2 separate regions of the Homo sapiens genome follow, and region 2 is linked to region 1. A link is an interaction called in ENCODE POLR2A ChIA-PET data of the cell type or tissue named here. Cell type or tissue: MCF 10A. All regions are shown on one strand. Links, peaks and the distances in the headings refer to the core of each region. The heading gives the core; the rest is flanking DNA.

Region 1 (5,347 bases), core at 1-5,000:
AGGCTGAGTAAGTGAAAAGAAGGAAATGGAGCCCATGTGTTGCTCCACTCTCTTTGCCAAGAATGAAGAAGAACAGTGAAGACAGTCCCTAGAGAAGGGGGCTTCCTCAGGTCATGGGGACTGGGGTCGGGAGAACAAATCTGGAACCACAGAATCCTAGAATGATGATTCTGGGAGGAATCCTGGTTTTTCAGAGGAGGAAACTTGCCCACAGTCACACTGCTGGTAATTAATAGAGTAAGGCTAGAGCGCAGGCTCTTTACTCTCATCACGCAATCATTTATCCCAGCCTTTTAGCCTTTCCTTGAGAGAAGCAGGGGGAATGATGAGAGGATCCCAGGGGCTGGAGGAGTCTCAGAAATTGTCAGGGAGAGGATCCCAAGGTTCTGAGGTGAGGAGAAAGCCTCAGGTTAGGGGCCTCTTACCTGAAAAGCCTGAGGCTCTAGGCCTCCAGCCTCAAAACCAACTCTGAGCAGCCGGAAGTCTCGGCCATGAATCAGAATCTCCTCAGGGATAAATTTATGCAGGGACCCTGGACGGAGGAGCTGGACTCGGGACAAGCCGCTCACTGAAGTCAAGAGGTACAGAACAGTGTAACCATGGACCAGAGTCTCTCCAGAAGGGACTCTTGCAGCCCATCCCACTCCATCCCTGCTGTTTTCTGAGAACAGAGGAAGGATGAGGAGGGAGTTCCAACAACCCCAGTGAACCCCTTCACCAAACCCCCCCCCAACTTACCAGCCTCTAATCGTCCAATGTTGACCAGGGCAAAATCGTATTCACTGTTCAAGGGAGTGTCCTAGACGAAACACGTGACTGGGTAGACATCTGAAATCGCCCTCATTTTCCTACCCTGGCAGCCCCAACCCCTTCTAGGGGGCAACAACCCTAGAGAGAGTTCCCACTGATTATCAATGATACATTCAAAAGACAGCCCTTAACCCATAATGTTTGTCTAAATCCTGCTAGACTCCCCTACCCATTTCCCACTAGCTGTCATTTCTGTGGCCCCAACCATCTCACCTGATTCCACTGCCATCCACAGGGCTGGAAGGTGACCCTAAAGTTGGTACAGATCAGGGTTCCAGACAATTCTGGTTCCAGGCCCTTCCTCACCCCTGGGGCCCATGCTAGGATCTGCTCCCCTAAAGGGGAAGAAGGGAAGCCCTGTTATGACTGTTCCCAGTGTTGCCCACACTTGGATACACCCACCCCTCCAAGAAAGGGAGATCTAAATAGGGAAGATTAAAATCCTCCCCAAAGCCCACTACAATGTAAGCTTATGAGGAAAGATAAATGTTTTTTAATTTCTGTAACTAGAACAGAGCCTAGAACAAGGCCTGGCACATAGCAGGCACTAACTATGTATCGAATAAGTAAATTTGAAAAGGGGTAACAGGGTCAAGGAAACAGAAGGAATGTCAAGGTCCAGCTCTCAGCCAGCTCTAGAGGCTGTCAGGGAGGACAGCGAGCCTCAGGCAGACGTACTTCGAGCCACGAGAGGAACACAGGGGTATCTTTGGTGAGGGCATGAAACAAGATTGGCGTAGGATGAAATTTGGAAGTCTTTGGAGAGTGATAGGGCATTATTACCTGGGAGGCATCTGGAGGCCAGGCAACTGCTAGGCTGACGACTCCTGGGCTCCGGCATCCTATTTTCCTGGACAGACTTTGGTCCAGAGGGTTGAGGGGGGTCTAGAGTTAACCCCTAGGCTCCCCAACTCCCCAGAGGCAGCTGCCTGTAGAGGCCTACACTCACACTCTCGGGGGAAACTGAGATCAGTGTCTGTGGGGAGCTCCAGACCTAACAGGGCTGGTAAACAGTAAAGGGAGGGGCTGGTTAATGGATAATGAGACAACGAACTTGAGACTGAGAAAGACGGACCAGGCTCCATCAGCAGAAGCTGATAGACAGACACACCCTCCTCCTCCTCCTCTAGAGCCTTTGCTTCCCCCTTTTATCTCCACCTCATCCCCGTTCTCACCCTCTTGCCGACACCCCCCAAATTCCTTCTCCTTACCCCCATCTCTGGCTCCTCCTTCTGGGGGGCAATGTTGAAACTCTGGCCCCGGCCCCCCCACCACATTTCTCTGGCTCCATCCGGGGACACAGCAGTTAAGGGTGGGAAACCTCAAGGATGCTCACCCACCTCGGGGAGAGGCTGAGTCTTGTTGAGAAGAGGGGTGTTAGGGAGAGGGGTAGGGGGTTGGACACAAGGGAAAGGAGCATTTGACGTGCACGGAGCAGAGTTTGGGGGTCCTTGGAAAGGTGTGTCCAGCCCAGCCTGAGAAGTCTCCTCGGAAACTTCAGTCGACTCTGGAGAGGGCGGGAGAGATGCCCAACCCCTTAAAGGAGAATACACACAATTCTGGAAAAGTGGAGAGGAAACGGTGGAGTCTGAGACGGACGGGTGGGGAAGAAATGGGGACTGAGAGAAAAACGACTCCCTTCTTTACCCCAATCCCAGACCCTGTTCTCTTCCTGTTCATGAGTACTGGAGACCGTTTGAGGGGAGCAGTTCTATTGATTATGAAGCTGGAATCATCTGGGCTACCTGTCTGGAGTGTCTCAGTGATGACTTCCCTTAAAAGCTCCGTTCTTTTGTCTTCTCAAAGGGGTTTGGGGCGGGGAGAGGGGTAGGAATGTGAAAGTGGTTCAAGCCTCCTTGCCGCCTCTTCCAGAAGAAAATGAAAATTAGACCTGGGGGGATTTTTGTCAGCAGAGGCCCAAGAATTAGGTGAGGAAGCAGGGAAACTGGTTAAAGTGGTTTTGCATATCTTTCTCTAGAGGGCATGACACAGACATCATGTGAAGACTGCAGTGGAGAAGTATAAAAAGAGATGGAAATGTGTCCAAGATGCAGACACAAGTACAGTTTGTGTGCAAGTCTTGGGGATGTGGGTGGGACAAAAAGATCTTACCAGTTAATCTTGCCCATCACGTAGATACACAACCAATAGGCAATAAGTGCCCATTCCCGTATGTGACTCCACCCCTCCAACCCAGACACCAGATCTCCAAATGAATGATTCATGTTCAGGACTTTCACAGGTGAGGGCTGGAAACCTCTCTTCAGCTCAGCAGTCCATCCCCCGTCCCTCCCATCTGCAACCCTAGAAGCAAAGATGGGTAAGGAAAGCTGGGAACAAGGAGAGAAGGAGCTGCAGCTCCTTTAAAGGAGGGGGACTTGGGGACAGCAAAGCAAAAATCTTTATTTAGACATGAAAAAGACAGAAAATAAAATACAAAATAAGAGTTAATGAGCTGCTGTTTTATTGCTTTTGAATCTACAGAGGCAGCAATCCTTAGATGGGGGCCCCAGTTTTCCAAAGTGACACTCAATTTTCCCCTCCCCCCAGTACACCACCCTTCTGGCCTCAGCTTTCAGTTTCCTGTCTTGGCTGCAACTGTGGAAATAGTGAAGATATTGTGAGACAGAAAGTCAGTCTGGAACAAAGAGGTATACACCTGCTAAGAAGGTGGCCCAGAAGCCTGATTCTAGAAGTCCTAAAGGCTACAGAGCACCACCACCCCACCTGCCCCTAATGCATTCCATGGGCCTCAACCTCTTGGGGGAAGAAAATATTTCCCAAGGTCTGTTGTAAAAAGAAAATAGGGACCAGGCGCAGTGGCTCACGCCTGTAATCCCAAGCATTTTGGAAGGCCAAGGCAGGCAGATTACTTGAGGTCAGGAGTTCAGGACCACCTGGCCAACATGATGAAGCCCCATCTCTACTGAAAATACAAAAATTAGCCAGGCGTGGTGGCTCACACCTATAATCCCAGCTACTTGGGAGGCTGAGGCAGGAGAATCGCTTGAACCCAGGAAGCAGAGGTTGCAGTGAGCCAAGATCTAATGACTACGCTCCAGCCTGGGCAACAGAGCAAGACTCCATCGCAAAAAAAAAAAAAAAAAAAAAGACATAGGAAGAGGTGTGTACCATAACTTTTAAATCCCATTATCCACTTTCCTTCTCACCACCATCCTTCATTCAAGAGCCTCATTCTATTCTTTAGCACTTTGAGGTGTGGAGACAGTGGAGGAACACGGAGAAAAAAAATCGGGGGGTAGGGGTGTGGTGGCTCATGCCTGTAATCCCAGCACTTTGGAAGGCTGAGGTGGGTGGATCACGGATCACCTGAGGTTAGGAATTCAAGACCAGCCTGGCCAACATGGCGAAACCCCCGACTCTAACTAAAAAAAAAAAAAAAAAAAAAAATTAAGCCAGGCATGGTGGTAGGCTCCTGTAATCCCAGCTACTCGGGAGCCTGAGGCAGGAGAATCGCTTGAACCCAGGAGACGAAGGTTGCAGTGAGCCGGGATCGCGCCATTGCACTCCATCCTGGGCGACAAGAGCGAAACTCTGTCTCAAAAAAAAAAAAAAAAAAAAGCGGGGTGGGGGGAAATCAGGAGGAGAAAAGAATTGGGCGATTTGGATCAATACTTAACCAGGAATGGAGTGGGCAGGAGCTGAGGGTTAAGGCTGCCTCTCACCACCCCACACACCCCCAGTAGAAGCACTAGATGAAGGGAAGGGTGGAGAGGCAAGGGGCTATATCAGATTTTTCCATTTTCAGAATCCTGTTCTGGCTGCAGGTTTGTGCCAGGAGTAAAGGCTGCTGGGAGGGGCAGCCGGAGGAGGGAGGTGGAGCTGAGTGACTCACAAGATGAGTCACAGATCCAGTTATAAGCACAGAAAGAGGCCAAGGTCCTTCCCACCCCTACTCCTCTTAACTGCTGCCAGCCAGCTTCCGTTGCTCTTTTGTACTGCCCCTTACCCACTTGGCCAATGCAAGAGATGGCACAGAGAAAGTCTACATGGGGACATCGTAATATTTTGTTACCCAACTGATGTATGGTGGCAAAATACCCTGTGATTTGCAGACTGGCTGTCTGCAAAGTAGAAGAGACAGAATGCCTGCATGACTCATCCAGATCTATAGTTGAAAGGCCTGGAGGGAAAGAAGGAAATTAGAAAAATCTGGAGTGCAGGTGATTCCAGGCCGGGAAGGGGCTTCTAATTCTGTCTTCTCACCTGTGGCTATATGTCTGGGGCACTGACTCATTGGAGAAGGAAGACACAGAGGCCAGTCGCGGTGGCTCATGCCTGTAATCCCAGCACTTTGGGAGGCCGAGGCTGGCGGATCACCTGAGGTCAGGAGTTCAAGATCAGCCTGGCCAACATGGTGAAACCCCATCTCTACTAAAATACAAAAATTAGCCGGGCATGATTGCGGGTGCCTGTAATCCCAGCCACCTGGGAGGCTGAGACAGGAGAATCACTTGAACCCAGGAGACGGTGGTTGGAGTGAGCCGAGATTGCACCACTGCACTCCAGCCTGGGC
Region 2 (5,370 bases), core at 236-5,235, 250 kb after region 1:
TAATATATAAATGCATGAGCATGGCTGTTCCAATAAAACTTTACTTATGGACACTGAAACTTGAATTTTCATGTGTCATAAAATATTAGTCTTTCCATTTTTAAAAACCATTCAGAAATGTAAAAACCACCTTAGTGTCTGGGTCATACAAAAAAAAGGTGGAGGGTCCACGGGCCAGACCATGGTTTGCCAATCCCTGCTCTAAAGAACTCTTACAGGCCAGGCACAGTGGCTCGCGCTTATAATCCCAGCACTTTGGGAGGCCAAGGTGGGCAGATCACATGAGGCCAGGAGTTCAAGACCAGCCTGGCCAACACAGTGAAACCCTGTCTCTACTAAAAATACAAAAATTAACTGAGTGTGGTGTCGCGCATCCGTGGTCCCAGCTACTTGGGAGGCTGAGGCACGAAAACCGCTTGAACCCAGGAGGCAGATGTTGCAGTGAGCCGAAGTCGTGCCACTGCATTCCACCCTGGGTGACAGAGCAAGACTCTGTCTTAAAAACAAACAGACAAAAAGAACTCTTACATACACATAACTCAACTACACATGAGAATGTTCATAACATCATTATGTGAATTAGCAAGTATGCAGATACCAAAAATGTTGGTAGACAAAAACTGGAGTTACATGTATCAACATGGATGATCTTACAAACCTATTTAAGAGAAAACACAAATTACAGAAGAACAGTTACAACGTCATTTATATACAAATTTTAAATATGCAGAAATTATATATTACTGAGCATATTTAACATATATAATAAAAGTCTGAACAGGCCATGCGCAGTGGCTCATGCCTGTAATCCCAGCACTTTGGGAGCTGAGGCAGGTGGATCACTTGAGATCAGGAGTTCAAGACCAGCCTGGCCAACATGGCGAAACCCCATCTCTACTAAAAATTCAAAAATTAGCCAGGTGTGTTGTTGCGCATCTGTAACCCTAGCTACTCAGGAGGCTGAGGCAGGAGAATCACTGAACCCGGGAGCCAGAGGATGCAGTGAGCCAAGATTGTGCCACTGCACTCCAGCCTCGGTGACAGAGTAAGACTCTTGTCTCAAAAAACAAAAAGGAATGTTCCACATCAAACTCATTTACCTGGGAATGACGTCAGGGGGAGGCAGGAGAAGGATACAACTGGAGAAGGATGCACAGGGGGCTTCAACTGCATTGTTGATGTTTCATTTTTTAAACTGAGTGACAAGTCGATCAATGTCCATTCTTGATACCACTGTGTACCTTAAATATTTAATAATAAATAAAAAGAAATGTGCAGTTTTGGGCTTTTTTTTGTTTTTTTTTGTTTTTTTAGATAGAGTCTCGCTCTGTCACCCAGGCTGGACTACAGTGGCGTGATCTGGGCTCACGCCCAGATCCTGAGTATCTGGGACTACAGGCGTGCACCACCATGCCTGGCTAATTTTTGTATTTTTAGTAGAGTTTTACCATGTTGGCCAGGCTGGTCTCGAACTCCTGACTTCAAGTGGTCCACCTGCCTTGATCTCCCAAAGTGCTGGAATTACAGGCATGAGCCACTACGCCCAGCCAGGAATGTGTAGATTTAATGTGAATTTAGCAAATGGTTTGTCCTATTTGAGGGCAGAGGTGAGGTCAGCTTATATTAACATATCCAAAAACTTGGTTTGAGCCCAGATTTCTGACACTAAAAACAAAAAATGCCCCATTTGTTTCTTTCTTCTTTCTTCTTTTTTTTTAGAGATGGAGTCTCGCTCTGTCGCCTGGGCTGGAGTGCAGTGGGGCAATCTTGGCTCACTGCAAGCTCCACCTCCCGTGTTCACGCCATTCTCCTGACTCAGCCTCCTGAGTAGCTGGGAACACAAGCGCCCACCACCACGCCCAGCTAATTTTTGTATTTTTAGTAGAGACGGGGTTTCACCGTGTTAGCCAGGATGGTCTCAATCTCCTGACCTCGTGATCCACCTGCCTCAGCCTCCCAAAGTGCTGGCATTACAGGCGTGAGCCACCACGCCCAGCCTATTTGTTTCATTTTTTAAAATTGGACTGAACCTTAGGAGAAAACAGAAAATTGTACTACATTCTTGCATAGCTAGCTAATGTAAATAGCTTCAAGCAACAAACTAGATATTATTGATCCGTTTCAAAAGAGCTGAGTCAGGCTGTACACGGTGGCTCATGCCTGTAATCCCAGCACTTTGAGAGGCCGAGGCAGGCGGATCACCTGAGGTCAGGAGTTGGAGACCAGCCTGGCCAATGTGGTGAAACCCCATGTCTACAACAAAAAAATACAAAAATTAGCTGGGCATGGTGGCGCGTGCCTGTAGTCCCAGCTACTGGGGAGGCTGAGGCACAAGAATCGCTTGAACCCGGTAGGTGGAAGTTGCAGTGAGCCAAGCAGAGATTGCACCACTGAACTCCAGCCTGGGCTGGAGGTTTTTTTCATCTCGGGAAAAAAAAAAAAAAAAAAAAGAGCTGAGTCAGATTCTGACTTGTCTAACGGACTCAGTCGTGATGTTTTGCCTGTCTGCTCCAAGTTCCCCTGTTCCAGACACATCTCTCACAGCATTACAATGATCTACATGCCCTAGGAATAGCGACTTTCCATCATCTGCCTCATCAGAGCAAATAGAAGTGTAAGTGGCAATGACGTTAGTGTTTGTGTGTGTGAAAACCTAGTGTGAATTTTCCCTTCTCTGGCAAAAGCTCACAAGCCATCATTATAGAAAAGCAGAAGAAAAAACTGCTTGTTCTGCTTTTCCTGACCTCAGAAGCAGTAGTTGTTAAAACTCTTTAAAAAAAAAAAAATGGGGTCTTGCTATGCTGCCCAGACAGGTCTCCATCTCCTGGGCTCAAGCAGAGCTGGGACTACAGGCACACCACCACACCAAGCAAAACTGTCTTTTGATTTAAAATTACTTAAATACCTCTTTAAGGGTCTCCTATAGTCACTTATCTTCCAGTTACCTAAATCACTAGCTTCTTTTTTTTTTCCTTCAGAGACCCCGCCCAAAGTCACATCCGTTGCAATTATCGGGCAGGTACTGCCCTCTAGTGTTTATACTTTTATAATAAAAATTTTACACACTACCCTTTTAACTGACCTCAAAGCATGGAAAATCTGTCAAAAACTAAATAATATCCTATTAACCCAAGATTTTTCACCTTCACACTACTGGCATTCTGATCACCCTTTGTTGCGGGGCTGTCTTGTGCACTGTGGGACGTTTTGGCAGCACCCCTGGCATCTTCCCACTTGATGCAGTAGCACTCCCACACACATCCCGGTGTGACAACCAAAAATATCTCCAGACACAGCTAAATGTCCCCAGGGGAACAAAATCACCCCTGCTTGAGATCCACTGTATTAGTCTAAAGGTTGTCCAAAACATTCACATTAGACCTGAAAATTGTAAGGGAAAAGGGCTTCTCTGGGCTAATTCCATTGAATGAGATAAAGAACTTCATTTCTGCATGAAAAACAAGGAGGTAGAGAATTAAGATTTTCAGCTCCCCGCCTCCACGTACCCGCAAAGTCCTGGCCATTGGGACATTTTTTACACCTTTAGCTTTCTGTTCCAGCTTTACCTCTTAGACCTCTTCACTTCCTTTCAAAGTGCATCACAAACAAAGCTTGCCCTTCTAGCCAAATGCAGAGAATGTGGTAGGGAAAAGGAAGAAGGGAGGTCTGAGCATTTGTACTCAAAAAAAGGGCTCTGGCCAGATGTGGTGGCTCGTGCCTGTAATCCCGGCACTTTGGGAGGCTGAGGTGGGCAGGAGTTCAAGACCAGCCTTGGCAACATGGCAAAACCCCATCTCTACTAAAAATACAAAATTAGCCGGGTTCAGTGGCAGGTGCTTGTAGTCCCAGCTATTCTGGAGGCTAAGGCATGAGAATCCCTTGAGCCTAGGGGGCAGGGAGGCTGCAGTGAGCCAAGATTGCCCCACTGCACTCCAGCCTGGGCAACAGAGCAAGACTCTGTCTCAAAAAAAAAAAAAGGAGAGGGGCTCTAGCAAAGCGTTAAGGCTCAGCATTAATAATGCCAGCCAACCAGGAACCTGTATTGATTGTCAGCCTAATATGAAAATTCTTATCAAATATCAAAATAAGTTTCAAATCTGGCTTTTAGAAAGATATTTAGGAGGGTTTATTCCAATCTGCTATGAATGATTATTCTTCATACAAGTGCATTATGCTTATAAACCTTGGTTCTGTGATTTTTTTTTTCCAGACGGAGTCTCACTCTGTCTCCCAGGCTGGAGTGCAGTGGCACGATCTCAGCTCACTGCAACCTCCGTCTCCCGGGTTCAAGCAATTCTCCTGCCTCAGCCTCCCAAGTAGCTGGGATTACAGACGTCCGCCACCACACCCGGCTAATTTTTGTGTTTTTAATAGAGACGGGGTTTCACCATGTTGGCCAGGATGGTCATGATCTCTTGACCTCGTGATCCGCCTGCCTCAGCCTTCCAAAGTGCTGGGATTACAGGTGTGAGCCACCGTGCCTGGCTAGTTCTATGAATTTTAACACTTGCAAATTACTGAGAACTTGATATTTAAAAAATAAAAAAGGAGTTTGGACTGTCACTAACTTCCTCCCCTCATCAAATTTCTCACTGACTTAGTTGATTTCACTGAAGAACTAAACAAAAAATAAGAATAATCGGGCCGGGAGCAGTGGTTCATGCCTGTAATCCCAGCAGTTTGGGAGACTGAGACAGGTGGATTACTTGAGGCCAGGAGTTTGCGACCAGCCTGGGCAACATGGTGAAACCCCGTCTCTATTAAAAATACAAAAAATTAGCCAGGCTTGGTGGTGCATGCCTGTAATCCCAGTTTCTGGGGAGGCTGAGGCACGAGAATCATTTGAGTCTGGGAGGCGGAGGTTGCAGTGAGCAACCTGTATCAAAAAAATAATAATTTTTTTCTGTCTCAAAAAATAATAATTTTTTTTTTTGAGACAGAGTCTCGCTCTGTCGCCCAGGCTAGAGTGCAGTGGTGCAACCTCTGCTCACTGCAACCTCCCTGCCTCCCGGGCTCAAGTGATTCTCGTGCCTCAGCCTCCAGAGTAACAGGGACTACAGGCACGCACCACCACGCCTGGCTAATTTTTGTAATTTTAGTAGAGACGGGGTTTCACCATATTGCCCAGGCTGGTCTTGAACTCCAGAGCTCAAGTGATTTGCCCTCCTTGGCCTCCCAAAGTGCTGGTATTACAGACATTAGCCAGCATGCCCGGCCTAAATACATTTGTATAATTAAAAATATTTCATTCTTTATTAACATTTTCAGACCTAGTTTTTTTTATCATTTAGTGAAATTGAAAGTCATAGAGCTCTACAATCGTCAAGCTCTTATTAGCAGACCGTTGGAATGGAAATCTGTTTTAGCTAC

Evidence for each region. Peaks named below come from ENCODE experiments on the same cell type or tissue, not always from the same donor. Only the 100,000 strongest peaks of a DNase experiment are listed, where the experiment ranks them.
Region 2: POLR2A ChIA-PET joins it to region 1 with 5 read pairs; 7 of 35 experiments call an interaction of 5 or more read pairs at or near these places.

Annotation. Positions count from the first base shown.
Region 1 is chr1:149,934,561-149,939,907 of GRCh38, forward strand. It overlaps MTMR11 (myotubularin related protein 11), which reads right to left and starts at 2,319. Exons shown (of 17, transcript NM_001145862.2): 1 at 2,022-2,319; 2 at 1,594-1,669; 3 at 1,024-1,145; 4 at 739-799; 5 at 426-568. The coding sequence starts at 2,087. It overlaps OTUD7B (OTU deubiquitinase 7B), which reads right to left. Exons shown (of 12, transcript NM_020205.4): 12 at 3,252-5,347. RefSeq lists enhancers at 1,585-2,109, 4,477-4,536. In MCF 10A, for the core only: a CTCF peak has its summit at 2,757; DNase peaks (open chromatin) are centred at 2,351, 3,001 and 4,851.
Region 2 is chr1:150,184,459-150,189,828 of GRCh38, forward strand. No RefSeq gene overlaps it. Among named protein-coding and RNA genes, the nearest start is that of LINC02988, 26 kb to the left of the region's middle. RefSeq lists a cis regulatory region at 2,360-2,646. In MCF 10A, for the core only: a CTCF peak has its summit at 3,042 (motif pointing left); DNase peaks (open chromatin) are centred at 2,463 and 3,003.